Linked DNA regions of Mus musculus: regions 2, 3 and 4 are each linked to region 1. The links are chromatin loops, found by intact Hi-C in ENCODE. Cell type or tissue: left cerebral cortex. All regions are shown on one strand.

The links. Peaks named below come from ENCODE experiments on the same cell type or tissue, not always from the same donor. Only the 100,000 strongest peaks of a DNase experiment are listed, where the experiment ranks them.
Region 2: a loop joins it to region 1, with 5 times the contacts of the local background. A loop is called at or near these places in 3 of 42 quality-filtered maps.
Region 3: a loop joins it to region 1, with 2.3 times the contacts of the local background. A loop is called at or near these places in 2 of 42 quality-filtered maps.
Region 4: it touches region 1 in a loop (3-fold over the local background); 2 of 42 quality-filtered maps call a loop at or near these places.

What each region holds. Positions count from the first base shown.
Region 1 is chr15:36,135,449-36,143,448 of GRCm38, reverse strand. It overlaps Rgs22 (regulator of G-protein signalling 22), which reads left to right and starts at 3,049. Exons shown (of 28, transcript NM_001195748.1): 1 at 3,049-3,121; 2 at 3,542-3,570. The coding sequence starts at 3,097. In left cerebral cortex, no CTCF peak of the experiment used is centred here; DNase peaks (open chromatin) are centred at 1,382, 1,683, 3,084 and 3,412; H3K4me3 peaks cover 1,026 bases; H3K27ac peaks cover 2,413 bases.
Region 2 is chr15:36,076,139-36,084,138 of GRCm38, reverse strand. It overlaps Rgs22 (regulator of G-protein signalling 22), which reads left to right. Exons shown (of 28, transcript NM_001195748.1): 12 at 398-512; 13 at 2,101-2,226; 14 at 3,221-3,322. Among named protein-coding and RNA genes, the nearest start is that of Rgs22, 60 kb to the left of the region's middle. In left cerebral cortex, no CTCF peak of the experiment used is centred here; DNase peaks (open chromatin) are centred at 4,250 and 4,736.
Region 3 is chr15:36,012,505-36,020,504 of GRCm38, reverse strand. Rgs22 (regulator of G-protein signalling 22) reads left to right here. Exons shown (of 28, transcript NM_001195748.1): 23 at 4,736-4,891; 24 at 7,332-7,427. Among named protein-coding and RNA genes, the nearest start is that of Cox6c, 78 kb to the right of the region's middle. In left cerebral cortex, no CTCF peak of the experiment used is centred here; DNase peaks (open chromatin) are centred at 3,578 and 4,963.
Region 4 is chr15:35,766,489-35,774,488 of GRCm38, reverse strand. It overlaps Vps13b (vacuolar protein sorting 13B), which reads right to left. Exons shown (of 62, transcript NM_177151.4): 36 at 3,626-4,033. Among named protein-coding and RNA genes, the nearest start is that of Mir875, 110 kb to the right of the region's middle. In left cerebral cortex, no CTCF peak of the experiment used is centred here; DNase peaks (open chromatin) are centred at 1,040, 2,778, 3,133, 7,986 and 1 more place; H3K27ac peaks cover 397 bases.

The DNA of each region.
Region 1 (8,000 bases):
GGCAGGAGCTGATGCAGAGGCCTTGGAGCTTGCTGCTTACTGGCTTGCTCAGCCTGTTTTCTTATAAAACCCAGGACCACCAAACAGCCCAGGGGTGGCCCTACTCACAAAGGACTAGGCCCTTTCACATCAATCAGTAATTAAGAAAATACCCTGCAGCCTTGCCTGCAGCCTGGTGATCTGAAGGCATTTTCTCAATTGAGGCTGTCTCCTTCCTAATGATTTCAGCTTGTGTCAAGTTGACAAGAAACCAGTCAGCACACCATCTAAGGGCAAAGGCTTTGGAATGTGAAAAATGTATTAATAGCTGTCTGGGTAAAAAAACAAAACAAAACAACAACAACAAAAAACCTTCTCTATATCTGTTTTCTAAACTACAAACCCAGAAGAACAATGCTGTTCTATTTAAGTTCCCATTCAGGGCTCCTGGTAAGAGGGGGCAAAACGTGAGACACTGTCCATGCTAAACTGATGAAGTTATCAACTTGTCTGGCCAGAACGAGCATGCGTGGGCAGAGCACAGGCAGGTAACTGAAATGAGGAGTTGCAGAAGTTCAACCGGCAGCCACTAGCCTGTCAGGTCATGGTTGTGGGTGTGATGCAGAGAAAAAGGCTGACATGGGATGCAGCCTCCAGTGCCTGGCAGCTTACTGCCCAGAAGGTGCATTTCTGGCTCAGTGACTGGAATAGTACTGTGGCTTTAAGGTATGGGTTTGCAAAAACAAGAGTAGAAGCCAGTGGTAGGAGTCCATGGGAACATGCACACGTGAGGAAATGTTCCTGGTAAAGAAAAGGCCATTGTGGCAGAAAAACAAATTGTATACTGACTCTCAAGTTCGTATCCCACATTCTGAAGTCCTGTGTCAACTGCAAACTGGGAATCTTGGTTTAGGGACTTCCTTGACAGTGGCCCTGAACAGCCTTCCCATCTCTGCTGATGACAATACCCTTCTGTGCGTTCAGACAAGAATCTTTAAGAGTCATCCCCAAATACCTGTTTCTTTCCTACACCCAACTTGTCAGATTCGCTAGGCTCTATTCTTTATCATTTATTTATGTGTATGTGCCTGATCGTGTATACTACATCCATGCAGGAAGAGGTGGTGGGACCACTGGAGTTGGAGTTCTCAGCCACCATGCAGGTTCTGGACTTGAACCCTCTAGTGCTCTCGACTGCCCAGCCATTGCTCCCGCCCCTCAGCTCTCCTCCTAAATATAGATGTGAGACCTGGAAGCCGTGCTGCCTGGCCACCATCAGATCAGCTAGTACCTGCTTGGAGCTGAGCTGTTTACATCCTCTGCACAGCAGCAGCCAAAGTGAGCAGCTGAAGCTGCAGCCCACGAGGACCATCTCCCTTCACTTCTGTTCCCTCCCACTGCTCTCCCTTGGCTTCATTTGGCTTTCGGATTTTGTCTGGCAAGGGCAACAAACACTTCACTTAGGTCTTTTTCCTGTGTCATACTGCAATAGCAATAAACACAACCAGGGAGCAGGTGTCTGCTTCCTTGAAATATAGGCACCCATTGTCTTAAGGGCACACAAATACCTGCCCCACACTGAGGAGTCAAATGTGGAGCCACTGGCGGGTTTTAAGTAGGTCAGATTTGCATTTAGATAGCTGGTTTTGCTTTCAGCATGGATAATGGATTTAAAGAGAACTCCTAGCTGGGAGCTAAGCCTGGAAGACTGACAAGTTAGGAAGCTTTTACAGCAGACCAGATGGGAGCTAGCGCTAAGGCTGTGTGTGGGTGCTCTTGGGAAAATGAGAGCAGAGCCCAAATGCAGAAATATGTTAAGGTAGAACTGGCTGAATCCAGTATTTACCTGAATGTGGGGTTTGGAGGGAAAGTTCTAGGGGGAAACTTTGAGTTACTCGGAAGATGTATCATTTAACGGTCATAAGATTTATGTTCCAAAAATAATTTATGTCCCCCCCCAAAATCTGTGTTTTAGTTGAGATAGGTTCTCAAGTAGCCCAGGCTGGCCTTAAACTTCTGATCCCCCTGCCTCCACCTTCCTAGTACAGATTTTGCAGGTCTTTGCCCCAACCCCGGTCAGAAGATGAAGCTCAAAGATCCTGTCTGGGAATGGGTATGATTTGGGTGTGGAGTGATAGGGTGGGGTATAGCTCCTGTTAGACATTTGCATTGGAAGTACTGCTGGGAAGGGGCAAGCAGTTAGCTTTGGGGTTTATTTGGTACCACTGAGGAAATTCAGAACTACAGAATGGGATAAGTTTTATAAAACAATTAGGAAGCAGTATTTCCAATGCAAATGTCTAACAGGAGCTATACCCCACCCTATCACTCCACACCCAAGTCATACCCATTCCCAGACAGGGACTTTGAGCTTCATTTTCTGGCCAGGGTTGGGGCAAAGACCTGCAAAACCTGTACAAGCAACGTGGAGGCAGGAGGATCAGAAGTTCAGGGCCAGCCTGGGCTACATGAGAACCTATCTCAACTAAAACACAAATTTGGGGGGGGGGACATAAATTATTTTTGGGACATAAATATTTTTAGTATTTAGAATAATTGTGTTTAAATTTTTATCTTTTCTATTTAAATAAATTCTTTTTTGTTTGTTTGTTTGTGGTTTTGCTTTACTGTAGCTCAGGCTGGCTTTAAACTCTTAGTAACTGAGAACAAGCTGTAACTCTATTCTCCTGCCTTCTTTTGTTAACTGTTAGGATTGCAGGTGTGTGCCACAGTACACAGGGCTCTGTTTTCCTAACTCCTTTCCTGAACACACATTTTAGGGTAACTGTAATCTGTGGTCCCCAGTTCGGGTAATTCCTAGTGGTCAGCGTTTATGAAAAACCTTTTGCTACAGGCGTCTGACCTAAGGAAACTGAGGCCTGGCTCTGCGGTCCTTCGCTGTGGGAGGATCTGCTCCCCCCGCCCCCGCAACAGCCCTTCCCCACCAGGAGCCGTGCGATCTCCACAGTAACGGCCGCTCCCCAGCCGCCACCCCTGGCCCAGGCGCCTCTGCTTTGTCCAGCTCTATGGCAACAGCGGGCAGCCCCAGGCCGCGTGCCGTGGGGCGGCAGTCGCTCCCCAGACAGCGGGGCCGGGCAGCTGGGTTCCCCCGACAGGATGCCGGAGAAGCGGCTCTCGGCGGGTAGGTGGGCCCCGGCGCCCTGCCGCAGTGCTCGGGCACCCGGACCGCGCTCGACCCCAGCCCCAAGCCTCCAGCCCAAGCCCGGGTCCCCAGCCCCAGCTCCCTGCCTTTTATACGAACCCCCAGGGCAGTCGCTATTACCTTGTGCGCTAACCACGCTAAGCTCTCCTTTTGCAAATGGGGGCCTTAGGTTAGCTCTGGGGTGACAGTGGGTCCCAAGCCAAAGTCCAAAGGTCTTTCCTCCCCACCTTCACCTGGAATCCTACCTTAAAATGTAATCCATGTGCGGATAATGAACATTTTACTGAGCTCACCCGGGATATATGTATATACAGTAGCGCCAGGGGCTGTCGCAGATGATTTCAGTTAGTCTAAAAGGAAGATCTGAGTACGAAAAGGTAACGTTTTGTCTCCTTCCAGAGCCGCCAGAAGTTACAGAAGAAGAGTTTGTGAGTACACAGTGGCGAGAACGGGTCTTTTTTTTTACATTCTCTTCGGGCTAAAGCTTTCTTCTGTAAAAGACCTCATGTAGTTTCTCCGTACCCTTGCTGTCCCTATGGGGGCAGGCCGGCTGTCTCCATGGCTTTGTTGTGATGTGCAGGGCAGCTCCTGGTTGCAGTAAACATTAGTAGGTAAAGTTGCTCACCCCAGCATTAGAGATGGGAAAGAAGGGCTGGGAGTCGGGGTCATCCTTTGTGACATAGCAAATTCAAGGCTATGTGAGATCCTGTCTTAAAAAATACCAGCCCTCCCTCACCTCCACCCCCATGGTAGCACTCAGGTCTTTAAACTCCAGCAGAGGCAGGAGGATTTCTCTGAGTTTGAGGCCAGCCTGGTCTACAGAGCAAGTTCCAGGACCGCCAGGGCTATACAGAAAAACCCTGTCTCAACAACAACAACACCACCCAGTCAATCAATAAATAATAAAATAACAAAGCCAAAAAACCCAAAACTAATCAACCAAACAACCAAAACAGACAAACACAAAAACAGCAACAGAAACCAGTCATCTATTTGTAAGTGTTTAAATTGTTTTCTAGACATTGTTCTCAGGTCAGAATTTTGGAGAAATTGAGCATACTAAATATTTGCCAAATCTATTTATCATTTGGGAGAGTGCTGTCTTTAGAGACTCTTCTAGAAAGCATATTGCTTACACGAGGAGCTTGCCCCAGGGCACAGACAGACACAGAGGCAACCCTTTTTCCTACCACCGTTGAGGCTGGAGCTCAAAGCGCGTCCAGTATTTACTAATGTGAATACTCTAGCACCCACTTCTCTTGTTGACTGATTATCCTATTTACTTTTGGCTTTTCATTCAACAAACATGAGTGACTGTGTATTCAAAGTATTGTCCTAAATACTGGGTCTAAGTCTCAAAAACGTTAACAGTCTAGCTGGGGCTAACATAAGAGAGAAGGCTAAGTCAGCAGATAGTAGGAGTAGTAGGAGGTGGGAGCAGGAGGAGGAGGGGTGGGGGAGAAAAGAGAAACTTCTATGTACACTAACATACAGGTACACACAGCACATCAGAAATGCTTCCATATATTGGCCGAACCCCGTTTAACGGGAAATTAAGTTATTCCATCACTCAGCCTCAGTGCTTCACGCAGGAGGGCATCTGAGCCAGCTCCTCCTCTTCTGTGCCATCCAGCCTGGGCGTCTTATGAGTACTTAGCATTTGAGTGATTGTGCTCAACTTGTCCTCCTTCCCTGGGCACCCGCTGAGTTCCAGGCCTTGATCCCAGTCTTCTTTTCCCTTCCCAGCTTCTCTCCCCACTCCTGTGAGGTATTGATCTTTGGGACTCTGCTCTCCAGAAGTTTGTGGGTGAGCTCTTCCTTCGCCCCTGTAGCTCTACCCTTCCCCATCTCTTGAGAATCCCAAGTCCATATGCCATCCCCACATCTGCTCTCGGTGTTGCTAGGACGTAACCTGTGCGGCCCGCAACTTGCTATGTGTGCAACCCCGCATCACTTCAGACTTTGTATCTAGATGCTTCAATGCTGTGTGGATTGCAGATTCCTGTACCATGTCTGTGTCCAGACAACACATTTGATGCTTCTACATAATCTGGTGAGCTATCAGGTGTCCCTGTGTCACCTCTTCAGAATCCTCACCTGTGCTCTCCAGCCCCCGATTCTGCCTTTCCACTGTTTTCTTGTGTTTTGGTGAGTGGCACACTCCTGTTCAGTTGTCCATGCTGCCTTCCTTCCTCCCTCCCTCCCTCCCTAGCCATGTCTGTCTCCATATCATGGACCTTGGACCTGCGGTTCTATTTCTGGCTTCATCGCCAGGCACAGAGTTTGGCTATAGTCTTAAGTGATACCAATTCGATATTCCTTCTCTCAGTTGACACTCTTCTCTGTCTAAAGCATCAGATGCAAACTGTGTGCAGCGGCTGTCCTGGAGTCTCCCATGGCTGTCGTATTGCTGTTAGCTCTTTCCAAAACGTCTTACTCCACTGTAAGAAACTTGATGAATAGCTAGTATTGCCGAATGCTGGCCACAGACTGATGTTTAACCCCAGGACAGCCCTCTGAGGTAGTGGCTATTTCCCACATTTCATAGCTGAGGAGGCCAAAGTTCATAGAAGTAAGATACTTACTATGATACTAAGATACTTCTATGGCCACTTATCTAGTGACCCATGGAGCCCTTCAAAGGCTCGGTCTTCCTTAATCTGCCCGCCCTACCTTGTTCTCTAGGATACATATTCCTTCACCCTGCTGTGAACTTGCAAACACTTCCCCACGCTCTGCTCTGGCCAAGCCTTCTGCCTCCTTTGCTGTCAGTTGTGTTGGGTCACCCTTCCTCACCCGTGTCACAAGCTGGCACATTGCTTCCGTCCCAGGTCATCTGCACAAAACCCTTCCCAAACCCAACGTCATGCAGACTGTCGGCACTGGGCAGCTTCCCATGGGGACCAGTTTGTGACCAGATCCTCAGATTCACACGCTCAACCAAGTGTTGGCTGACTACTTAAATGATTAACCTTCCTCAAACATATGCTTGGCTTTGGTTCTCCAATGTGTGTTGGTGTTCTTATCAATAAACGACACATTCTTAGAAAAAGATCCTAGCTACTCTACTATCCAGAGTAAAGCCCAGCCTTTCTGCCTCTCCTGCAGGCAAGTGCTGTCATGTGGCCGGGTCCTGGTGAGAGGCATGAGTAGGAAGGCTGGGCCCTGGGCCCTACTTCTGGAAAGCTGATGTTTCCAGTGGTCGGGTAGCTGACCTTCCATCACAGGCTTGTTCTTGGAAGCTGGGTACTGAGATTCTAAAGTTCGTGTACGTCTAGAAGGGAAGAGTAACCAGTTTTCTTCCTCTCGCTGGGACAATGATGGGGTGCTGGAGCAGAAGCAACCATCTTGGATCCTGAGGAGGCGTCCTAGGATAAGAGAATCATGATCGAAGGGAACCCTGATGGCAGCCTGGACGCTGCTCAGGGTTACACAGGCAAAAAAAACTTTGTATTTCATTTAAGAAGCAGTGTTTTCGGTGTTCCTGTGTTTATAATAATTTTCTTCATATTTTCTCAATCAGTAATCTAAAACTACACTGTTATTATGGATGTCACAAAGGATCTTAACCTTCACACAGGGTCTTCGTTTTCAAAGCATAGAGTAACTCATTTGGAATCAGCCACTTGTCTGCCAGGGACGCTGTGTTTATGTAAATTTCTGCTTTTAGGTGAGAGGCTTATTTTGGGGGCAGGGTCTTGCTTGTATGTGGACCTGGCTAGCTTGGAACTCTATGTAGACTATACTTTCCTTGGCGTGGTATAAAGTAGGCTGATCCTCCTGCCTCTGCCTCATGCATGCTGGGTTACAAGCATGAGTCATTATGCCCAGCTATTTAAACGTTTTATGTATAAAAGTTGAACTTTTTGGTTCTGGGACTCCGCCGAACTTAGGAAATTAGTCTGAACAGGTGAGAGGGTGCACCACAGAACCGGACAGCTTCTGGGACAGGCGGAGCCACAGAGCCACTGAGGCAGCACTCTTTTCAGGCCGCAGACAGCCGGCCACCGTCCCGACCAGAGGACAGGTGTCCGCCTGGCTCAGAAGGCCTCAGCCTCAGGAGCAGCGGGCGCCACCTTGGTTCCCGGACTCCACTGAACTTAGGAACTTTGTCTGTATAGGTGAGAGTGTGCACCACAGAAGCTGAGAGCTTCTGGGACCTGCCAAAGCAACACAGCTTCTGGGAAAGGTCCTGTTTTGGGCCTTCTTCTTCGGTCAGGAGGAGGTCCAAACACAAGATATCTGCGCACCTTCCCTGTAAGAGGAGAGCTTGCCAGCAGAGAGTGCTCTGAGCACTGAAACTCAGAGAAGAGAGTCTGTCTCCCAGGTCTGCTGATAGACGGTAACAGAATCACCAGAAGAACAATCTCTAAACAGAGTCAACTATAACAACTAGCTCCAGAGATTACCAGATGGCGAAAGGTAAACGTAGGAATCTTACTAACAGGAACCAAGACCACTCACCATCATCAGAACCCAGCACTCCCACTTCGCCCAGTCCAGGGCACCCCAACACACCCAAAAACCTAGACCCAGATTTAAAAGCATATCTCATGATGATGGTAGAGGTCATCAAGAAGGACTTTAATAACTCCATTAAAGAAATACAGGAGAACACTGCTAAAGAGTTACAAGTCCTTAAAGAAAAACAGGAAAACACAATCAAACAGGTAGAAGTCCTTACAGAAAAAGAGGAAAACACATCCAAACAGGTGATGGAAATGAACAAAACCATACTAGACCTAAAAAGGGAAGTAGACACAATAAAGAAAACTCAAAGTGAGGCAACACTGGAGATAGAAACCCTAGGAAAGAAATCTGGAACCATAGATTCGAGCATCAGCAACAGAATACAAGA
Region 2 (8,000 bases), 59 kb after region 1:
TTGATTTTTAAATATTTTCTTTTTTTAAGGGATATTCTGTCTGAATTGGAACATTGCATTTTGTTCTGTCCATTTTTAGTATACAGAAATAATTGATATCCTGTGATCTAACTGAACTTAATTATTAGTGTTAGCAGGTTTTTTCCTGTAAATCCTGTATAATATACCTGAGTGTAAAGATCATTTTAACATTTTTCCCCCAATTCAGACAGCTTTCATTTCCTTCTTCTCCATCCCCTGGCCAGACTCTAGGAGAGGTGAAGGGAGCAGAGTTGTGCTCCGTTTCAGGGATGCACTCATGCTTTCAACATGAACTCTGAGTTCTTGGAAGCAGTGCAGATGGACATTGGGCAGACAGACCCCTTAGCTGATGAGTTTATTCATGTCTATAACTTAGGTCAAAGAGGCTACCAGAGAGCACCACTGTGGTCCGCTTGACATCTTTTACTGACATCTCCGAGTGTCTGAAGCCCCAGCTGGAGAGAAAATACACTTACACAGAAGAGCATAATGTGAGTATTTTAAGGACCGTGTTCTTCATCTAATCAACCAGTGCCTCTGAGTTTAGAGATTTGGGTTTTTTTTTTAACATATGTATATATATTTTTTCTCTACTAAGCAACACGTTTTGGAATTTTCCTACAGGACCTTCCTCCATGCATGCTTTTGTAGCACTTCTCTGCCCAACCCTGCTGCTCTGCCCAGCCCACTTTGATCACTCTGATCGAGTGTTGCTCTGATAAGTATTCTAAGCGGCTGTTCTGGCCTAGTGTTGCTGCCTCAGACACACAATAAGACCCCTTGGTACTCTTGTGCAGTTTTTAAACACTTGATTAAAGTAACACTGGATGTTATGTCTTGGAAATCTCACTTTAAAAAAAAAGTGAAGGTAGGGGTTTCCAGAGTACAGCTACTTTGACAACAAGCATCTAATGCAGGGCGTAATAAATGAAGACTTAAATGAAGCTCTCACAGCCCCTGAGAGTCTACTGTGAATAAAATCAGCAGCAGTTTTCATACAATCTGAACACTTAAAATTGTATTTCTGCACAATTATCTTAAGTAAATAGTTCTCATTTTCTAGTAATTATGATTTTTCCCCTACTTCAAGTGCTGTTAGATGTTAAATGAAAACCATTGTATTCTCATCTCAGAATTTGTTTAGCAGGCAGACAGTGTGATAAAGGCAATAAAAACCTGTCCCCACCATCTTTGTTTGGGGGAGCATAAAGAAATCCAAGTTCCAAGAAACAAATACTGAGGTTAGACGAGCCCCCACCTCTTCACATTCGAGAGCCACTGTGTGCTGGAGACGCAGCCAGCTCTCCCTGATTTAAGGGTAGTATTAGGGCAGCTAGCATTGTTGGCAGAGAAGTCATAAACAGCAGAGGTTTATGAGAACTTCCAATGTTATTTCCACTCTGGAGGCCATGACCTGTGGGGCAAGACTGTCCAAAGAGGGATACACACACACACACACACACACACACACACACACACACACACAGAGTTAACAAGCAGCAACCAGAGGCCTTGGAGATGGTTCTTTTTATAACCCGCTTGTGTAACTAGAATAGCAGCACCTCAAGGCCAAAATAACAGTAAATATGTAGGAGCCAGGCCACCAACAGAGACTTGGAAGGTTCCCCAGTGGGGCCACTGAGCCCGAAACGGCAAAGAAATTGAAGTCAGAGATTTGCTCTAACATAAGTCTTGGAATTTGACTGGTTTCTAGTAGAATGGCTTCTCCTGCCATAATTTGGGCTTCATAAACGAATCTTACATGACAGTCAGATGCAAACACATTGCATTAATTATATCTATACACTATAAGAATAAAATGACAGCCCAGCAGAATTTACAAACCTTGCTTTGTACAATGCTATAAAGAATTACGGGCCTGGAGAGATGGCTCAGCGATTAAGAGCACTGACGGCTCTTTCAAAGGTCCTGAGTTCAATTCCCAGCAACCACATGTGGCTCACAACAAAGACAGCTACAGTTTACTCATAGAAATATAATAAATGAACCTTTTAAAAACAAACAAAAAGTATTGTGTTGTGTTTAAGCAGATAATGAACTTTTTTTTTTTAAATCTAGGTTAAAACTGTATCAAATGTTGGAGCCTTGGGAGGATTTGACATGGAAAACTTGTTGCAATCTTTGTATGTAGAAAACAGAGCGGGATTCTTCTTTACTAAATTCTGTGAGAATTCAGGGAACAAGGTAGAAAATAATTATTTAAAATCTGGATTTATTATTTTATTTGATTTTAAAATAAGTGGCATTGAAATAACTTTGTGTTGAAATAAATATATCTAATGTTCAAATTCCCATCTGATAAATTTAAATCTACACTTAGAAAAATTTTAACCATCTGCCCAAATTGTAATTCTTTGGTCTTACTAAAATTACAAAGAAAAATGAAGATAAATATTGACATACATTACTGATGATGGCTAATCATATAATTTAATCTCAATTTAATAAGCCATATTTCATTTACTTCTGTTAATACTTAACTTTTTCTTTTTTCTTTTTCTTTTTTCTTTTTTTTTTTTGGTTTTTCGAGACAGGGTTTCTCTGTGTGGCCCTGGCTGTCCTGGAACTCACTCTGTAGACCAGGCTGGCCTCGAACTCAGAAATCCGCCTGCCTCTGCCTCCCGAGTGCTGGGATTAAAGGAGTGCGCCACCACGCCCGGCTTAATACTTAACTTTTAATAATTCTAACAACTTTATGTTATGAGTGGAGGTAAAATGATTTCCAGTAATGTTTTTAAAATCACGATCAATGTTTATATGATCCAAATGAGCAGTGACTAATTGGGTCAGTAGTTAATACTTAGTTCTGCTGTGATATGCATTTACTCATATGTTGATATATCAGAATGCCCTCAGATTTGCTTTCATGCCACAAATGTGTGCTCTTTACATTTCAACTAGAACCCTTGCAATTTTTGTATCCATTACTATTTTTAAGCATTTACTACTTTAATGATCAACTCTATGGGATGCTCGCATGTAAGACTACAACATTCTATTGACCACAGCAGTAAATAGTATTGTACATTGCCAGTTTGTGATGAAAGGTTGAGAGCAGCTTAAGTTGGAGCTGATTTGTGGTAGCAGCAAGGAAATGAGCGCTTTTGTCCAGTGAGGTACAGCTCTGCGGGCCTCTCTAACCGGGTGGTGATCTCTGTCCTTCTCCGTCCGTCTGCAGCTGTGGAAGCACAGTGTGTACTTTTGGTTTGACCTCCAGGCTTATCATCAGCTGTTCTACCAAGAAACACTTCAACCTTTCAAAGTATGCAAGCAAGCCCAAGTAAGTAGCAGATAACACTGCTCTGTGCAAAGCTGTAAGTGCACTGGAAAATGGAAATTGTGTTCAGCCCCAGACAAGAGGGAGCTGGGGTGGAAGGCATCGTCATATCATTGCCCCAGGAATCCTTTGTTTAAATGTTAGCAGAGTATATTGATTTATAATCTGATTTGTGAGTTTTCCATTTTGAATATTTGATTTGGTTTGTTTTCTTTTCTTTTCCTGTCAATGACTTGTTCTACGAATAAAGAATGCCCCCATCTCTTTCCCCACTCCTTTGGGGGTTGCCTGTAGGGATCGAGAAGAACCCTGGGAGTGGCTGCAGTGAGCCACTGCAGCGAGCAAGAGCCCTAGTTCTGACCAGGGCTCCCCGAGCTTCCTGAAGATGTCTGCCTTCAGATGTGCCAGGCTGCTTGCTGGCAGGTCGCTGTGCAAGCGCAGGTCCCACGTAGGTGCCTGGGCTTCCATGCTAACATGCCATATGGGACAGCACTCAGAGGGTGGAGGAGAAAGCATTTTAGACCACCCTGAAGCAAAATAGGGAAGGAAGAAGAACAACAACCTAGAGGAGGAGGAACAGAGGGTCCTCTGCGGTTAGGGACAGAGAGCAGGGCCTCTTTTCAGGGAGGGGGCAGGCGGTAGAGATGAGAACAGTTATGACTCCAGCTGACTTTTGGGGGTTTTATTCTTAGGTTTTTTATAGATCTTTTATGGAGAGAGGTCTCCAAGACTAGACAACTATGAACTGCTTCTCTATCTGTTGATCACTCAGTGATTCTTATAACCCCAAATAACCCATCACAGAGGATCCTACCCCCAGATGCTGCTCAGAGAATTAGTTTCATCACATTATTATTTTATAATCCTGCTCAGGACACCAGAGTGTACTGCTGCGTGTCTGGCTGTTCCCCCCACTCTCCACTCCAGCATGAGTAACTGCTTTGTAACTCAGTGACAGCTTGGTACTTTGTGCCGTGAGAATAAGGACTCTGGCTCTTCCATAGCCCAGATGTCTCTATGCAATCATGAAGTGAATCTCTAGTTTTCTGAGACCACACAGTTGTGCTTGTTAACCCATTACCTGTAACTCTGTTTACCCTCCTCCCCTAGCCTACTGTCCCTACCATCTGTCATTTTCATTATGTTTTCACTACTCAAAGAACACTCCTCCAAAAATCTTCAGCTGCTCAGTGAAGTGGGATTTTGTGTGTGTGTGAGTGAGTGTGTGTGTGTTAATAATCAACCAGATTTCCATATACATATGAATGAGAGTTTATTGGGCTTTGTAAGCTCACCACTTTTTAGCAATGCTGTCATTCAGCTAACTGCATGGCTCAGAAACTGGACATCTGGATCACTGCAGTTAGTTAGAAATGGGTTGTCTATTTGAGGATTGCCAAGTCCTGGAAGTTTTCTCCCAAGATCTGCTTCTGGGGAGTCAAGGCAGGAATGGGAGCAGCAGATCCATGTAGAACACTCTGCTTTAGGAATGAATGGTGAGAAACAGGAGGAGCAAATCCATGCGATTTTAGAATGTGTCTTAATCTAGCTCCGGGAGTTACTTTATGTTTTTATTTTTGGTAGAAAGAATAAACTGTCTCAACTAGTTTGAGTTGTACTACCCAAAGATTTTGTTACTCTTAGTAGAGAAATTGTCTATGATATCATGGTATTATCGATTTATTTCACAGTATAAAAATCACTCATTTAATAACAATATAAGTATTGTATGGCTTTTTTTCAAAAATTTACTTATGATATAGATCTTTGAAATAATAATGCCACCAAGGGAATCTATTCATGTGGCACTCCATGCTAACTGTACTATGGACCTGGTTTTACATCATTTTTATGTGTTTGCATTAGTCAAGACACTAGAAGTTGATGCCAAAGGACCTACATGATTTCCTGTATACATAGTTTTATTCTCCCAAGTAATAGTATAGGGTAGTAAAGTAGACAGAGGTGAGTTAACAGTAAGCATTTAGCATGACTCATGAGCCCAAGAGTTTGAACTGGTGTCTAGGGCATACCTTGAAGATTTCCCTACAGGGCTTCAAGAGAACATAGTGAACAGTCAGAAACCAATGGTGCGATTGACATTGTATAGATACAGTCCCTGCCTCTGGGACCACACAGCACTGATAGGTTTGGAGACCAGCTTCTGCACCTTTCTTCACACTGGATGCTTGTTTTAGTGAGAGGACTAACAATGAGCTGCCTCTTAAATCTTTCTAAGAAACTTCATGTGGCAATAAAAGCTGCAAAATTACAAACATATGTGTTAGATTCATATTAGATATTTTTATAAATATACATGCATGTTTACTGGTCTAGAGTTGGTGGAATCTAGGAAAGGGGAGATGGTAGAGAAGGCAGACTAAAGTCTCATACAATAACCAAGTTTATTTAGAGCATCAGACAGTTTATACTCTGAGGGTTAAGAAGAGTCACCCGAGTAAAGTGTGTAATCACAAGGACAAGACACACGTGGGGGAAACATGTTTTTCCACAGAGGCATATAAACAAATACAATATCCAGTCATAATGAATAATCTGTAGTAAACTCACGCCTATCTGCTACACTGGGAGGGGCACAGAAGCATAATCCAAGAACAATTCCATGTTTTTGAAGAAATTGAGATCACAAGACTCTTGTCTTGGTTTCTTGGAATTCTTTTCATAAGCACTCAGAAATCTCCTCACACGGCTTCGTTCATAAACTGTGTTCAAACATCTCCCCCTGTTTTATTTTTTACTAGCAGGAGATTCAGGGTGGTTTTGGTTTGAGATGTTGTGCATAAATCTAATTGTCATACGATGTGTGACTATCATATAAGCGAGCAAATTATAAATATAACAAATAACGTTGGAACAGTGAAAGCATTGTGTGTGTGCTCTACCACCAAGAACCAGGATTTAAATTATGACCCGTACTCCTGGTTACATAATTATTCTGATCAGAAAGATCTGGACAATAGCTTGAAAAGAGACCCATAGGGTTGATAGTTCTGGTATCTTGCAAAACATAAGCCCATATTTGCCTTTTAGTAGGAATACAAATGTTATGATGTCGTATTAAATAGTCATTCATCAAATTAATTCAAATCAAACGAATGAATGAGTCTATTATGGTCCCTAGGTCCAGGCACAAACTCAGAGTCCTTAGTAAAGATAACAGGAGCTAGATCCACCCAGCTATAGCTGAGGCAAAGGAGGGTAAGGAACATAAGAGCATACACTCGCTCAGAGACACTCAGTGCAGAAGCCCAGGCCTAAGCAGCTAGGACTGCCAGACAAAGACTCTCAGGTGACATGGGACTCTGGGTATGTTGTTAGAATAACTTCTTCCTTGGTGCACAGGGCCTTAAATTTGCTCCAGGCAGGAGGCTTGACTTCTTGTGCCCCTTAGCTGGAGGTCTGCTTTCTTTCTGGGGACTTCCACTGTCTCCTTGCCCTTAGCCATTGTCCTTGATGACCCCAGGGCTGGAGGAGATTAAGAGGAACTCATAATATTTCAGAGTGTCCATCTGCAATGGCAGATGCATACCTCTTCCCAACTTCTTGAAGTTTTCTCACAAGCTCAGAGTTCTTAAATAGCTTCCTTCTTGACTGTGTTCTGACATATGTGCACAAAAATACGTACAATTCAGGAAAATAAGAAGCAGAGCTGGGAAAATCTGGCTCATTGGCAAGCACTATTAGAAATAAAATAAAAGTTAAATTTGAAAAAAAGGAAAAGAAGGCAGTAAAAACAAACCACAGATTTCATTTGCCTGAAAATGTCCGTTTTATTCTGATGACTTAGCTCAGTATAGACTTGATGGTTTTGTTGTTTGTAGTTAGCACACACTAAGTATATAATAACAGACTTGGTGACATCTGCATAGGTGTATATAGTGTGTTTGACCATGTCCACCCCTATTTCCACTTTGTTCGAGTCCATTGCCACGGGTCCCTCCTCCTTTCCATCTGTAAACTGCGCCTTCTGGCACTGTGGAGATGTAGGTGTTTGGTTCTGCCTCTGTTCTTGCAGAAGGTGTCTTTTTTTCTTTTTAATATTTTTTATTATGTATTTTCCTCAATTACATTTCCAATGCTATCCCAAAAGTCCCCCACACCCTCCCCCCCCCCACTCCCCTACCCACCTACTCCCACTTTTTGGCCCTGGCATTCCCCTGTACTGGGGCATATAAAGTTTGCGTGTCCAATGGGCCTCTCTTTGCAGTGATGGCCGACTAGGCCATCTTTTGATACATATGCAGCTAGAGTCAAGAGCTCCGGGGTACTGGTTAGTTCATATTGTTGTTCCACCTACAGGGTTGCAGATCTCTTTAGCTCCTTGGATACATTCTCTAGCTCCTCCATTGAGGGCCCTGTGATCCATCCAATAGCTGACTGTGAGCATCCACTTCTGTGTTTGCTAGGCCCAGAAGGTGTCTTCTTACTTGCCCTTACAGTCTTACCTTGGCGTTGGAGTCCAGTGTTTACCACAGTATGCCTATAGCTGTGATTTGCCTCTCAAATCTCAGGAATTAGGCTTTGGCTTCTCTTCTGTCCTCAGCTGACGCTTCTCTAGTGTTTTCAGGAGTGCATTTTTGTCATGTCTTGGGTTTCCTGTCTGAACCATGCTGTGCTTTGCAAAAGATCCTGTTTTCATTTTGCTCTTCAGCACACCCAT
Region 3 (8,000 bases), 120 kb after region 1:
CCTCATATTCTGTTGTTATGTCTCCCTTTTCATTTCTGATTTTGTTAATTAGGATACTGTCCCTGTGACCTCTAGTTAGTCTAGCTAGGGGTTTATCTATCTTGTTGATTCTCTCAAAGAACCAGCTCCTGATTTGGTTGATTCTTTATATAGTTGTTTTTGTTTTCACATGGTTGATCTCAGCCCTGAGTTCGATTATTCCCTCCCTTCTATTCCTCTTGGGTGTATTTGCTTCCTTTTGTTCTAGAGCTTACAGGTGTGCTATCAAGCTGCTAGTGTATGCTTGCTCCAGCTTCTTTTTGGAGGCACTCAGAGCTATGAGTTTTCCTCTTAGGACTGCTTTCATTGTGCCCATAAGTTTGAGTATGTTGTGGATTCATTTTCATTAAACTCTAAAAAGTCTTTAATTTCTTTCTTTCTTTCTTCCTGGACCAAGTTATCATTGAGTAGAGTGTTGTTCAGCTTCTACGTGTATGTTCACTTTCTATTATTTATGTTGTTATTGAAGACCAGCCTTAGTCTGTGGTGACCTGATAGGGTGCATGGGATTATTTCAACATTTTTGTATCTATTAAGGCCTGTTTTCTGACCAATTTGGAGAAGGTACCATGAGGTGCTAAGAAGAAGGCAAATCTTTTTTTTTTTTAGAATGTAATGTTCTATAGATATCTGTTAAATCAATTTATTTCATAACTTCTGTTAGTTTCTCTGTGTCTCTGTTTAGTTTCTGTTTCCAGGATGTGAGTGGGGTGTTAAAGTCTCCCACTATTATTGTGTGTCATGCAATTTGTGTTTTGAGCTTTCCTTCGTTTCTTTAATGAATGTGGATGCCCTTGCATTTGGTTCATAGATTTTCAGAATTGAGAGTTCATCTTGATAGATTTTACCTTTGATTGGTATGAAGTGCCCCTCCTTGTCTTTTTTGATAACTTTGGGTTGAAAGTCGATTTTATTGGATATTAGAATCGGTACTCCAGCTTGTTTCTTGGGACCATTTGCTTGGAAAATTGTTTTTCAGCCTTTTACTCTGAGGTAATATATGTCTTTGTTCCTGAGGTGGGTTTCCTGTATGCAGAAAAATATTGAGTCCTGTTTATGTAGCCAGTCTGTGAGTCTACGTTTTTTTATTGGGGAGTTGAGTCCATTGATATTAAGAGATATTAAGGAAAAGTCCTTGTTGCTTCCTGTTATTTTTGTTGTTAGAGTTGGAATTCTGTTCTTGTGGCTATCTTCTTTTAGGTTTGTTGAAAGATTACTTTCTTGATTTTTCTAGGGTGTAGTTTCCCTCCTTGTGTTGGAGTTTTCCCTTAATTATCCTTTGAAGGGCTGGATTTGTGGAAAGATATTGTGTGAATTTGGTTTTGTCATGGAATGCTTTGGTTTCTCCATCTATGGTAATTGAGAGTTTTGCTGGCATTTGTGTTCTCTTAGGGTCTGTATAACATCTGTCCAGGATCTTCTGGCCTTCATAGTCTCTGATGAAAAGTCAGGTGTAATTCTAATAGGCCTGCCTTTATATGTTACTTGACCTTTTCCCCTTACTGCTTTTAATATTTTATCTTTATTTAGTACATTTGTTGTTCCCATTATTGTATGTAAGGAGGAATTTCTTTTCTGGCCCATCCTATTTGGAGTTCTGTAGGTTTCTTGTATGTTTATGGGCATCTCTTTCTTTAGGGTAGGGAAGTTTTCCACTATGATTTTGTTGAATATATTTTCTGGCCCTTTAAGTTGAAAATCTTCATTCTCATCTATGCCTATTATCCTTAGGTTTGGTCTTCTCATTTTGTCTTGGATTTCCTGGATGTTTTGAGTTAGGATCCTTTTGCATTTTGCATTTTCTTTGATTATTGTGTCCATGTACTCTATGGAATCTTCTGCACCTGAGATTCTCTCTTCCATCTCTTGTATTCTGTTGCTGATGCTCAAGTTTCTGGCTTATGTTTTCTTTCTTAGTATTTCTATCTCCAGTGTTGTTTCCCTTGTGTTTTCTTTATTGTTTCTACTTCCATTTTTATATCTTGCATGGTTTTGTTCAATTTCTTCACCTGTTTGGATGTGTTTTCCTGTAATTTTTAAGGGATTTTTGTGTTTCCTCTTTAAGGACTTCTACCTGTTTAGCAGTGTTCTTCTGTATTTCTTTAAGTGAGTTATTAATGCCCTTCTTAAAATCCTCTCCTAACATGAGATATGATTTTAAATCTGAATTATGCTTTTCCAGTGTGTTTGGGTATCCAGGACTCGCTGTGGTGAGAGTACTAGGTTCTGATGATGCCGAGTGGTCTTGGTTTCTATTGGAAAGATTTTTATGTTTGTCTTTTGCCATCTGGTAATCTCTGGTGTTATATTTTCCAGCTGTCTCTGGCTGGAGCTTGTTCCTCCTGTGTGTCTATTTGCCTCTGTTAGTACTCATGGAAGACCAGCTCACTCCTGAATCCAGGGGGCCAGAGCACTCCCTGGAGGCCAACTCTCCTCTGGCAGGGAAGGTGCACAGAGGACTGAGGGTCAGCTCCACCTCCTGGCTTAGGGTGAAGGCCTGAAGGAACCCTGTCCAAGAAGCTCTATTGCTTCTGTGTTCATGTGCTCTCCAGCTGGAACCTACCTCAGACAGACCCCCAGATAGAAAATGGCGCTATCACCTGAATCCTGGGATATCCTATACATTAGGTTTTTTTTTCTTAGAAATTGGTTGTCTTTTAAGATTCTATAGGTACAGAAGAATGTATATTAATTTAATATTAGACTCAAATCTCAATTGCTACTTGGGGGATTATAACATTTTCATACCTTCCATTGAAAACATGGGTCCTGATAAGGTAACGTTTAGAAGAAAGGCTGATGTATGGCATGCACATTTTTAAGCTGAGAATGCCTCGAGTTTTACAGAGATAACTGAGAAATAGGGTTAATAGATGCCAACTAAAAGAAGACAGGCATTCAAGTTGAAGAGACTTATGGTATACATTGTATCTATCATCTATCTATCTGTCATCTATCTACCTATCTATCTATCTAATATCTAATCCTCTATCAATTGATATTCAAGAGTTTCACACAATGTGCTTTTGTCTTGTACACAGGCCCGCTTAACTCTTTTCAGATCCAGCCTACCCACCCATCTTTGTGCCTTTTCTTCTTTTTTCCTTTTTTTTTTTTTTTATTTCACCCATCAAGACCAAATTTGTGCTACCCAAATAATCTTAGATGCGTAGCTTTCTGCCGAAGTATGACCAACCTATCAGGGGCTACCTTCTTAGGCTCTTCCTCCCTCCCTCTCCCAGTGCTAACAGTTGCCAGTAGCTCCACCTTTAGGGATGGGACTGTGTGTCCGACTCCCATCTCCATGCCTGAATTTTGTCTGGCTTGGGCTTGCACGGACATTGTGCGTGCTGTCACCACTGCTCTGCTCTGTCTGGAAGACAGTATCCTTGCAATAATCCAGTGCCTGTGGCTCTTACATCCCCTCCCCTCCCTCTTCTGCAAACGATTCCCGAGCCTTTGTAGGAGGGGGTGTGGTATGTATGCTCCATTTAGTTTCATAGAGCATTTCATAATTTCTTCCTCTCTGCACCTTGGACAGTTGTGAGGCTCTGTGTTGAGCACCATCTGTTGCAATTAGAAGCCTCTCTGATGTGGAGTTGCGAGAGCTGCAATGAGCCATGGGTGTAATGATGTCATTTAGAATCCGTTTAATGCTTTGTCTACTAAGGCATCCTTTGACATGGCTCTCCAAATTTTATATCCATGCTTCCAAGGAAGCTACAGAATTCAATAACAAGATTGTACTTCAAAGGGAATGAATAATTTTAGCAAGTAACTATATTTATGCCTAGAAGAGATGAGTAGTGACTTTTGCTAATTCAGGATTCAAACATTTACTTTGAAAATAATTTCCTCTTTTACTCTAAGAGTTGGCTTGGAGCCTAATGGGACGGCTCGTTTTTCTTCAAGGCATTAAGTAATAGCTACTCTTAGCCATAAGATGTTGGACTTGATTTGATGTGGAGAGTCCTATCTTAGAAATAATATATGCCTGTGGAGCTAATGTAAAACTTCAGCACAGGAATTACAACAGCTACTCTTATCTCTATAAATATCATAATTAATGATTTAATGTGTGGTGTCCTCTTAGAGAGGCTTGGTCTAGCATGCCGGTTTGCTTTTTAAATGTTACTTTTTCTCCCTCTTACACGAAAGAGAGATTACGTCATTTAAAAGTTACTCAGGATTTATTCTTAGATCCACAGCTTTGTTTAAGAGCTTTCCAGAGGCAAAATGGAATTTCCTTTTTCTAAAAGACAGGGAGGGTGCGGGGAGTAGGGGGGGGAACGCTTTGTTTCCTTTGATGAACTGAATACTTGAAATACTTGCACAACACTGCAGAGAGTGGCTGACCAACTGGGGTAGTTTAAAAAAAGAACATCAATTTCTTATTTCAGAAGACCTAATGGAGTCTTTACTAATTTGACCAGTTGGTTAGAGACACATAAAGACTAAAGGCACTTTTAAGTGTACTCTGTGAGTGTTTTAAAGGACTTTCCACTGGTAGCTAAAAACCCTGCTGATAAGCACGTGCTGAGCTCTCTGTGCTGTGAAGTCTCAGACAAGGTGTGGGAGGGAGACCCGGTGTAGATTAAGGATAGAGAAGCTAATCCTCTATTGTGGTATACTAGAGTTAAATCAGTACATCTGTAGAAAATCATATTCTGAGACATACTTTTTTTTATATATACAGATGACAATTTTTGGGGTTCTGTTTAAGTTTTGGCCACAGTTTTGTGAGTTTAGGAAGAATTTAACTGACGAGAAAATCATGAGTGTTTTAGAGAGAAGACAGGAACATAAGCAGAAAAGGAAAGCGTCAGACACAGAAGAGGACAAGGCGGGAAAGGTAAGAGCAAGCCCATCCCATCCGCCGCAAGCACACTTCGAAAAGAAAGGTGGTTTGCATGGCTGATAGAAGAATGTGGGCTGGGGAAGTGTGCAGAGACGCTAAGGAAGTAACTGCAAAGCCTTCCTTCACAGCAACCCGGCTGTTCTGAATTTCCCAGAAGTGATGTCAGATAGGTTCTTCAGGAAGGCTTTTGTTGACACCTCTAGACAACACCAGCAGCTTCCATTTGCTGGAGTGATCCTACTTCTCCTGTGTGTGTGTTTTGTGTGTGTGTGTGTGTGTGTGTGTGTGTGTGTGTGTGTGTGTGTGGGTGTGTGTGTGTGTGTGTGAGAGAGAGAGAGAGAGAGAGAGAGAGAAACAGACAGATAGACAGACAGACAGACAGAGACAAAGAAAGGCAGAGACAGACAAAGAAAGGCAGAGACAGAGACAGAGAGATGCATATGCATGTGTATGGTACCTGTACAAGCACATGCAGATGCCAGAGCGGCAGCTCCTGCTCTATTCCTGAGAGGCATCTCTATGGGCATGGCTCCCAACCTGGAATGCCAATTTCACTTATCAGCTGATGGTAGTAGTATGTATCTATATGACTTAAGCATGTAAGATAATTAGCTGGCATGTATGTATGAAAAACTATTCAACCATATGATTGAAAGGTATTTGCTCATTCGGGAGCACACAGCACAGTATGGTGAGGAGCATCCTCATGGGACTTCCTGGCTTTTCATCCTAGCCCTATCATTAGCTCTATTCCATTGGTTGTTTTCTTTTTATTACTATTTTTAATTTTTCTATGTATGTCTATACATGTGTCACATACATGTAGGTCCCCATGATGACTAGAAGGTGTAGAGTCCCTGCGGTTAGAGTTATAGTCTATTCTGAGCTGCCTACCTGGGTGCTGAGAACTGGATTTGGGTTGTCCAGAGAGCAGCTAATGCCCTCCCTCTCCCCCCAGATCTGTCCTCTCAGCAAAACGGTCATTTCCTCTTAGTCTCATTTTGTCAGTAAATGGAGAGAATTGTAACACTCACATCCCAGAGTAAAGGACAGAGGAGGACATATGCAGCCCAGCAAGCCACACGTAAAGATGGTTGTCTCAGCAGGCATGGTGATCTCTATGTCAGGATGGCACAGCTGTGTCCTCTACTTCCGTTCTTGATGGGAATTCAATGGAGAAATCACAGAAGGGTGGAGGGAACCTTAGGGAATGCTCTGTCCAGTTTAACTAGATCATAGAAGTACTGTCTCATCAATGAAGCTAAGTCAATGCGGTGCAGCTTGCTGTGAGTTTGACCCCAGAACCACAGAATAAGCTGGGCACATTCATGTCATCCCAGAGCTGGGAGACAGAGACAGGAGGAACGAAAGACCTTGTCTCATAAAACAAGGCACTGGCAAGCAAGGTTGTTCTCTGGCCTCCATACACAGGCACACCCACACTTTTATGAAAATACACACTGGCATGCGTGTGAAAGTGTGCACACTTGCACGCACATGTGCACACACATGTTTGACAACATACATTGTTTAAGATGTTCATTCTTAGCCAGGCGTTGTGGCGCACGCCTTTAATCCCAGCACTCAGGAGGCAGAGGCAGGCGGATTTCTGAGTTCGAGGCCAGGCTGGTCTACAAAGTGAGTTCCAGGACAACCAGGGCTATACAGAGAAACCCTGTCTCAAAAAACCAAAAAAAAAAAAAAAAAAAAAACCAAAAAAAAAAACAAAAAAAAATGTTCATTCTTTCTAATTCAGGTAACATGTATGTAGGAAATTATTGTACATGAGGGACTCATCACAGAAGTGAACACAGATTTTCTGTGTACTGGTTGATTTCTAATGTACAAGTTTAGAAATGACCTTAGTTTCTACTTGAAAGAATGAAAGTTGGTATTACATATCCTCCACTCATCCATTGAACATACTGGCATGGTTACTATATCATCCATTCAGCAAATATCTGTGTGTGAGGCCATTCAGCCACTACAGTGTACATATGGTGTATTCATGTCACCACACAGCACATACTGCCTCTCGGCAAACACCTAGGAGTTAAGCCACACAAGGGCCTGCCAACCTGCAGTTCTGTATTCCTCACACTGGAACATTTCCCCACTATACCTGCATGAAAACAAGCCCATGCACCCCGATTCCATCGTGTGTAATGCTATGCCCATGCGCTCTCCCTGTGGAAATGTAGATATATGTTCGTGAGGACTATCGGTTGTCCTCCTCGGATGCTTAGATTTTTATATTCTACCTCATTTTCATCTCGTTTATCATTCAGTGTTTTCATATTAACATGGCAGAGTGAAAGGTGCGCTTAACAGTGGCTTGAGACTTCAACTGTGGTCGAACTATGTTCTTGTGTGATATTATAACCTCTTAAGTTCGCATTATCCATTTTGGAATAACCTGGTTTCTTACTTGCAGAGTGGAGTTAAGCAGTATGCAAGTACTACAGGCTCTCTTACAAAACCTGTCTTAGGCAGCGAGTCCCTACTAGTCCTGCAGTCCTATGGCCGGCAGGTAAGACTCTAGGACACACTCCTCTCTAGAGCAGCAAGTGCATGGTGCTCACAGCTGCAGGGGGTTGTTGGGCTAAGGGAGCTCTGTGGTGCTGCTGGTCAGAGTATGGGACAGGTATGAAAATGGGCAAAGATGGTAGTCTTCTGGGAGATGAAATTACCCAATCAGTGTGATAAAGGAAAGTCATATTTTATGGTTTGGAGGGTTTCTTTTCTCTCAGAGCGCGTTGAGATTGAAATTCAGGGCCTCATGAATACTAGGCATGTGGTCCACCAGAGTCCTTCCCAACCTCACCCAGGGTAAACCTGAAGACAGTGAATGCTAAATGCTCAGTCTCTGTTTCTGAACTCTTTGTTGAGCACACCCGCCAACAAGACACTTGCAGGCTTATGAGCACCGTCACACCAACTCTCTGAACCATCATGGGTTTCATTTATACTCATTTTTAATGACTTGTATTGAAAAACATTTGCATCTTAGGACAGTACTAACTTTTCAACTAATTAAACAAATTTTTCAACACTTAGAAATGCAAAATAAGTTGCTAGCTGAGAGACTATAGAACTCTCACAA
Region 4 (8,000 bases), 370 kb after region 1:
ACATGGGAGAACATAAGTGTTCTAGGAGAGAGGAGTTAGTTGTAAGATTCATGGCTGCACAAGCATCTGCAGAGTGGAGGAATAGAAAGTCCCTTGAAATAGTCATAGTTTAGAAGTATTATATTGTATTCTGCAAAATGAAAATGGGAATTCTTTTAACAAGCTCAGTTAATAATTTCTACTATATTATTTTTAAAACGAGTAAGTGAATATTAAAGCTCTCTAGGTTGCACAAATGTATCAACGTTTGAGGAAAAACATTAGCTTTCTTTTTTTTCTTTCTTTTTTTTTTTTTGGTTTTTCCGAGACAGGGTTTCTCTGTGTAGCCCTGGCTGTCCTGGAACTCACTCTGTAGACCAGGCTGGCCTCGAACTCAGAAATCAGCCCGCCTCTGCCTTCCAAGTGCTGGGATTAAAGGTGTGCGCCACCACTGCCCAGCAAACATTAGCTTTCTTGTTTCATGCTTTTATATTCCCTTTCCCCACATACTTTCCATAGGTTTCTAATAGCTTAGATGATAAAAAAAAATCATTAGGCAAACTCATTTTTTTCTTGGTCTTCTTGACAAGTGAGGGAACATGCCTACAGCACATTCCCAATGGTGTTTCTCTAAGAATTACTTAGCACATAGGATTCCTCTAGAATTACAAATCTATTTCAGCTCTTAAATTAAAATTCATCTGGGAAGGACTGCTTTTCCCTGTTTATATAACATTGTCACATAAAGAGTGTTAAAAAAATATTTCTCTAAAAATAGCCTGCGTAAGTTAGGGATTAGCAGAGCTCTGTTGCTGGGCCGTTCCTTTGTAGTTTTTTCCATGATGTTCTTGCACAGTGTTTTTGACTGTGTTTATTAAAGTCAGCACATCAAAAAGGATCAAAGAAAAGTGAGGGAGAAGCAAAGAAACCCCAAGTGTGTTGTCTCATTGGGGAGCTATGCAGATTCAGATAAACAAGTGCAAATTGTTGAGGGTTTAATGAAAAAATTTTGACAATTATTTTATCTTGCGTCCTTCTATAGGACGCCATGTGCACAACAGATGCTCTGCTGTGTGCAGACCGCTCCTCTCTGTTTAATAGCCCATCGGAGATGACTACTTTGTCACTGTGCTCAATTTGGTTCAGCAAATAATTTGAGAAGTGCAGCTGCTGCAGATGCTCACAATGGTGACAGAAACTGTAAAATCAAAGACTTGGGGAAGTTTTTCTGCATTAGAGTCAACCTATAAAAATCTGACAGTCATTCCTTTGAGCTCAAAGATACATCATAAAAATTGGTTTGAATACAGACCACCACCACTTGAAAACTACACAAAAAAATATGGCTGCTGGTAGTGTGTGTCTTTTTATTTTTGTCACTTATCAAGACAATACCAAATTGTCCGGTGTGGTGGCACATCTTGAATCCTGGCACTGAGGAGGCAGAGGCAGGCAGATGTTTAAATCTGGGGCAAGCATGGTCTACATAGGTAGTGAGTTCCAGGACAACCAGAGCTACATGGTGATATCCTATCTCAAAACAAGCCAAAACCAAACGAATGTATTTCAAGTTAACTGAAAAAACATGCAATTTGAAGATATTCAACTGCATTATGAAATTAATATTCATAATGATAAATTACTGTTTTCTTTGAAATACAGTTGCAACTATTTTTTATTTAAGTATGTCTTGATCCTGGTGTGAAGGCCAAGTTTACAGCTAGCCTGGGATCCAGAAAGAGATCCTATCTTCCCCAACTAAAAACAAAACCAAAAAGAGCTATGCAGTAATCTCTCAATTAGTTTCCCTAGATGCTAGCCTTTAGCCACAACTAGAATCTGTCCCAACCCTATCTCATTTACACACAACAGATTTTGTTATAGTTTCATTATAATACATCTTTTTAAATTAAGTGACTAACTTCAATTTTGATTTAATGTGACTCTAAAAAACTATTTTAAGATGTTTGCTGGACACTGACCAGCAGAATTATACCAAGTATCTTTTAGTCAAGGCGAATGTATCTATTTTTGTGCTTAACAAGATAAAAGAACATAATTATACAAGAAGAGGGTTATACAGTTTTTCTAATATAAAAGGGAAAATTACAAAAAATAGACCATTTGACTGGCTAAATAAAAAATGTTCAATTGTATCATAATGAAAACAATTATGAAGGTTAAATATCTTTAAAAATGAATCTAGAGATAATGCGATGTGAGCAGAGCTGGCCTGCATGGGGGTCTAAAGCTCTTCCTCTGTTTGGGACATAATTTTTCCCTGCCACCATTAAGGGACAGCATTTAGAAAGGTGTGAGGTTGGGCTCGGAGGACCTGACACTCTAGTGTCCAGTGTTTGAGAATCTTTCATGTCTCCTAGACCCTTCATTTTTCATTTCTGACTTTAAAAACAACAAAGGAAGAAAAAAAAGATCTTTTAGCTGGCTTGATTACGTATATTTCAGAGAGGAAGGACATTAACTATGTTTTGGCCTAATATTATTATTACACAACTATTAAAATTAAAACCAAACCACTGTGCTCAAACTGGCTCTCTAGAACTAAATTACAATTAGTCTCCAGCTGACAATTACTTTTTAGTACACAGCTTAGGGACTGACAAAAATCAGTCCACAACCCTCCTCCATACAGGGCCATGGAAAAGGACATACTCCCACAGGATTGTGGGAAAATATATGGTTTCCTCTTGAGACTTCTGTTCCAGAGTGACACTTCTGCACTTGCCTCTCAGCTTTCCCAGTAGCAGATTCTGTGACTGAAATGGTTATTTCCTGCCTGTGTTGACTTTTCTCCTCTCACACTTTGTGCCCACCTTCTCTGATTCAGTGTGGAAAAGCTACTACTTAGTCATAGTGGCAAAGGAGAAAAATGGAGATGTCATGGCCAGTTAGCTCCATGCCCCTCTACAGTTTCAGTCTTTCCCCGGCCAGGTGTGGCCTGCCTGACACAACACCTCAGTGATACTCTCCCAGGCTTGAGCTTCAGCTGGGCACCTTGTAGAGCATATCTGCCACCATGGCAATTTTTCTTTTGAAAATAAATGGTTCCCAGTGACACATTAGAATCACTTGCGAGGCTGACCAAATTCACATCATTGGGTTCTGTGCCCAGAGAGTATGATTCATAAGCTGGGTTGGGGGTCTAGTACACACATTCCCAGTAAGGTGTCAGGTGATCTGCTGTGCTTGTTCCACAGACTGCACCGTGGAAACACTGTTCTAAGGCTTCCAAAGCTCAACTCGATGTTGTGCTAGCCACTTCAGCTAAAAGGAACTTAGGAACCAACAGTTCCAAAGACAGCTGCAGGAATGTACCTCAAGACATGGATAGGAAGCAGCTTAGAGCTAGGAAATACCCTGGCTCACAGATTTGTTTAAACAGACAAATAACCTTAAACAAAATGACAATAGCCCCAAACCAAACCAAACCAAACCAAACCAAACCAAACCAAACCAAACCAAACCAAACCAAACCAAATCAGCATCTCTGAAATCATTTCACAAGCTAGAACTGTTCCCATCTCTAATGACTCTAAGTCCTTAAAACACTGCATTTTTCACATGCTAACAAAGGGTGTTTTCTCCTCCTCCCTCCATTCCACCCTACCCCCTTTCTGTAACTTACCAGGTACTTTTTGTGCTGCTTTGACAGTAAGGCTTCCATTGAGGTTTGACAGTGATGCTAACACACATGGCTTATGAGGGTGCGGGACAGTTTCCATGGAGACCACGATTTGGGTAGTATGGACAGAAACTTTTTGAAAGCAGGAGATGGCTCTCCAAATGTTTTCTTGAAATGATGTCTTCTGTGCTTCATCACAGTGAACTTTGGTCTTTGACAACTTTCCACGGTAACATTTGGGGACAGGAGGCTCATCCATATTCAGTATAGAGTCTGACGGGGTGGAGGTCTCTTTGCTATGTGCAGAGCTGTGTGCCTTTTTTATCTTCTTTAAAAAATGATTTATCTGATCGAGTTTGGTAAAACTTAAGTTTGCTTTCAAAGGCTTTGATACATCCAAGTAGATGTCAGCTACAAGAAAAAGGAAACAGGGTGACTGGAGCTCCCCAGTTAAATACTAATCAAAGTACAAAGCTCTGTGATCTTTCACTTGTCCCTCTTCTCAGAGCTGACTGAAGGGACATACCTCTGCGCTGCCTACCCACCTGGTCTGCTGGCCACTCATACAAGGCCCACACCCACACAGGGGTTTCTACCTCTGCCCTTAGGCTCTACAGCAAGCTGGAGGAGGCTTTCCAGTGTGGCACCTACCCAAAACTGCCATTTGGTCTCCCAAGGTAACAGAATTCCATCATAGGATCAGAATAGTATGAGACAAAGTGCTCATCCCAAGCATCACGGGTCTGCCCACCACACTGGCTTCCTGACCCTTTTCTTGCCTTTTATGCAGAAGTGCTCATTTCTCCTTTATGAGCAGCTATAAGCAGAAGATTCTGTGACTGATGAACACTCAAGTATATTATTAAAATAAATGGAATAGAAATTTTTTTGTTGTTTTTTCTAATTTTTTAATAGAAAACTGCTTTTTTCCTTTTAAATTTTTTTAACTTAATTTTATTTGTAATTCATTTTTTTATACTCCATATTCCATTCCCTGCCCCCCCCATCCACCATCTGACTGCTCCACATCCCACACCTCTTCTCAACCCCACCCCATCTCCATGTGGATGTCCCCACCCCACCCCATCCTACTTCTAAACTCCCTGGGGTCTCCAGTCTCTTGAGGGTTAGCTACTTCATCTCTGAATGAACACAGACTCGGCAGTCCTCTACTGTGTGTGTTTTGGGGACCTCATATCAGCTAGTGGATGCTGTCTGCTTGGTGGTCCAGTGTTTGAGAGATCTCAAGGGTCCAGATTAATTGAGACTGCTGGTCCTCCTACAGGGTCCCTCTCCTCCTCAGCTTCTTTCAGCTTTCCCTAATTCAACAACAGGGGTCAGCTGCTTCTGTCCATTGGTTGAGCGCAAATATCTGCATCTGACTCTTTCAGCTGCTTGTTGGGTCTTTCAGAGGGCAGTCATGATTTTTGTGAGTGTTCCATAGCCTCAGTAATAGTGTCAGGCTCATCCTGAGTGAGGTAACTCAGACCCAAAAGAACATGTATGGTATGTACTCATTAATAAGTGGATATTAGCCAAAAAGAAAAAAAGAAAAAATCCATAAGGAATACACAATTTGGGAGAGAGAAGAAAGCAATCACAAGAGAGGAGGGAGGGAGGGAAGGACTTGGGAGGGAATGTGGACAGGGTGAGGGGCAGTGGGGAGTAGAGGGGAACCTGATCTGGTCTTGGGTGAGGGAGAAGGACTGAAGCCCTGAGGGCCAGCAGAAAGAATATAAACTAGCAACCTCAGGAAATAGGAGGTTGGGGGACAGGGGGACCTCTATGAATGCACCAGAGACCTGGGAGGTAAGAGGTTCCCAGGACTCATAGGGAGGGACCTTAGATGAAATGCCCAACAGTAGAGAGAGGGAACTTTTAGAACCCACCTCCAGCAGGAAGATGGGGCATCAAGTGAGGGATGGGGCTGCCATCCCACAGTCATACCTCTTGACCCATCATTATTCCTGTATGAAAGAGTTACAGGGATAGAAATGGAAGACCAATGTGTGGATACTTCATTCCTCCTTAGAATAGGGAACAAAATGCCCATGGAAGGAGTTACAGAGACAAAGTTTGGAGCTAAGACGAAAGGATGGACCATCCAGAGACTACCTCACCTGGGGATCCATCCCATAATCAGCCACCAAACCCAGATACTATTGCATACGCCAGCAAGATTTTGCTGAAAGTATCCTGATATAGCTGTCTCTTGTGAGGCTTTGCCAGTGCCTAGCAAATACAGGGATGTTCACAGTCATCTAATGGATGGAACACAGGGCCCCCAATGGAGGAGCTAGAGAAAGTACCCAAGGAGCGGAAGGGGTCTGCAACCCTATAGGTGGAACAACAATATGAACTAACCAGAACCCCCAGAGCTCTTGTCTTTAGCTGCATATGTAGCAGTAGATGGCCTAGTTGGCTATCACTGGGAAGAGAGGCCCCTAGATCCTGCAAACTCTATATGCCCCAGTACAGGGAAACACCAGGGCCAAGAAGTGGGAGTGGTTGGGTAGGGGAGCAGGGCGGGGGGGTGGGGGGGGAAGAGGGTATAGGGAACTTTCAGGATAGCATTTGAAATGTAAATAAAGAAAGTATCTAATAAAAGAAAGAAAGAAAGAAAGAAAGAAAGGAAGGAAGGAAGAGAAGAGAAGAGAAGAGAAGAGAAGAGAAGAGAAGAGAAGAGAAGAGAAGAGAAGAGAAGAAAAGAAAAGAAAAAGAAAAAGAAAGAAAGGGAGAGGAGCCTGAGGAAAAGAAGGTCCAGTGACAGGCCCAAAGTGGGATCCAGCTCAAGGGGAGGTCCCAAGACCTGACACTATTACTGAGTCTACAGAAATTTCTTAACATCTATATTCCCATTTACATGTGTCACATGTCAGATGTTGTCAAACTGGCCCTTTATCACTTGTTTCCATCTTGCCTTACCTGTATGACCTAGTAAGGACTTAGATCAAGTGTCCTGAGGGCACAACTGTGCACACCATCTTTTCCAGGTGTGCCAGCTCATCAGTCCAGGAATTTAAACACCGTATTGATATATTCACATTCTAAGTTCAAAATATGACTATCGTCACAGATAGACACACAGCCAGTCACTCCCAGTGTTACTTAGACACAAGACAGTGACACTAAGAGCTCTCAGCAGTCACTCCTTGCTTATCTTCCACCCTAGCCTCAGACAGCAATCAAGCCCTGTCTTTGCATACTTGGGGATTAGGGACACTGCATATACAAATGGAGCCATAAAACGTTTGATGCTTTATACAGTGTTTCCTTTGTGTATTAACATTCTCTTGAGGTACATTCATGTTAATTTTGATTGCCCATGATTGGGTTTCCCTAATGATTGATTTGTTGAATGTTTTCTCATGTATTTCTTGTCTATTTAGTATAAATGCTTAGAAAATGAGTATTTACACTCTGCTCATTGTGTGTGTGGGGGGGAACAGACAGACAGACAGACAGACAGACATATGTGACTGTAGATGGGCAGGCATGCCATGGCTCATGTATGGAGATCAGAGAGCAGCTCAGTGTCGGCCTGCATTCTCCACCCTGCTCTCACAGGGAGTCTCCTGTGTTGGAGGTCATGTCCTAGTGCTGGAGAAGCACCAGGATTGCAAGCTTGTGCTACTTCGTATGGCTCCATGGCGGATCTGAACACAGGTCCTCATATTTGTGCAGTAAGTGGTTTACCCACTGAGCCATCTCCGTACTCCTAAACTCCACTCATTTTTTTTTTTCCTTTCCAGACAGGGTTTCTCTGTGTAGCCCTGGCTGGCCTCAAACTCAGAGAGATCCGCCTGCCTCTGCCTCCCAAGTGCTGGAATTAAAGGTGTATACCATCACTACCTGGCCACTCATTTTTTTTTTTAATTCCAATGATTTTTTAATTGGAGGTTTTTAAAAATCAAGATACATGATTTGCAAATACTTTATTCTATTCAGTTGGACTGTCTTTTCACTTTATTTTGACTAGCTTTTAGCACAGTATTTTAGCTTGTCAACATTGAATATTTTGATTTCTGTGAGGCCAACAGAACCATTATTTTGCTTATTCTACTTAACCTAAGATCACAAAAGTTTATACATATGATTCTTTTAAGCGGCTTATAGTTTTCCCTCTTACATCTAGGTCTATGGTCTGTGAATTAATCTTTGTGTCTTGTGTGAGACAGAGGTCTGCTTCATTCCACATTTAGATACTTAGTTAATCAGCAACATATGCTGCTGAAAGATATTTTTGACTTGCAAAATTTGGAGTTTTACATAAAGTAGTAGGATACATATTGTGGGGAAAACAGATGGTTGATTTACCTGCTCTGTCCTCACAGCCCTTTATGTGCGCGCCTCTAGATTCTGTGGCCTCACAGCAAGT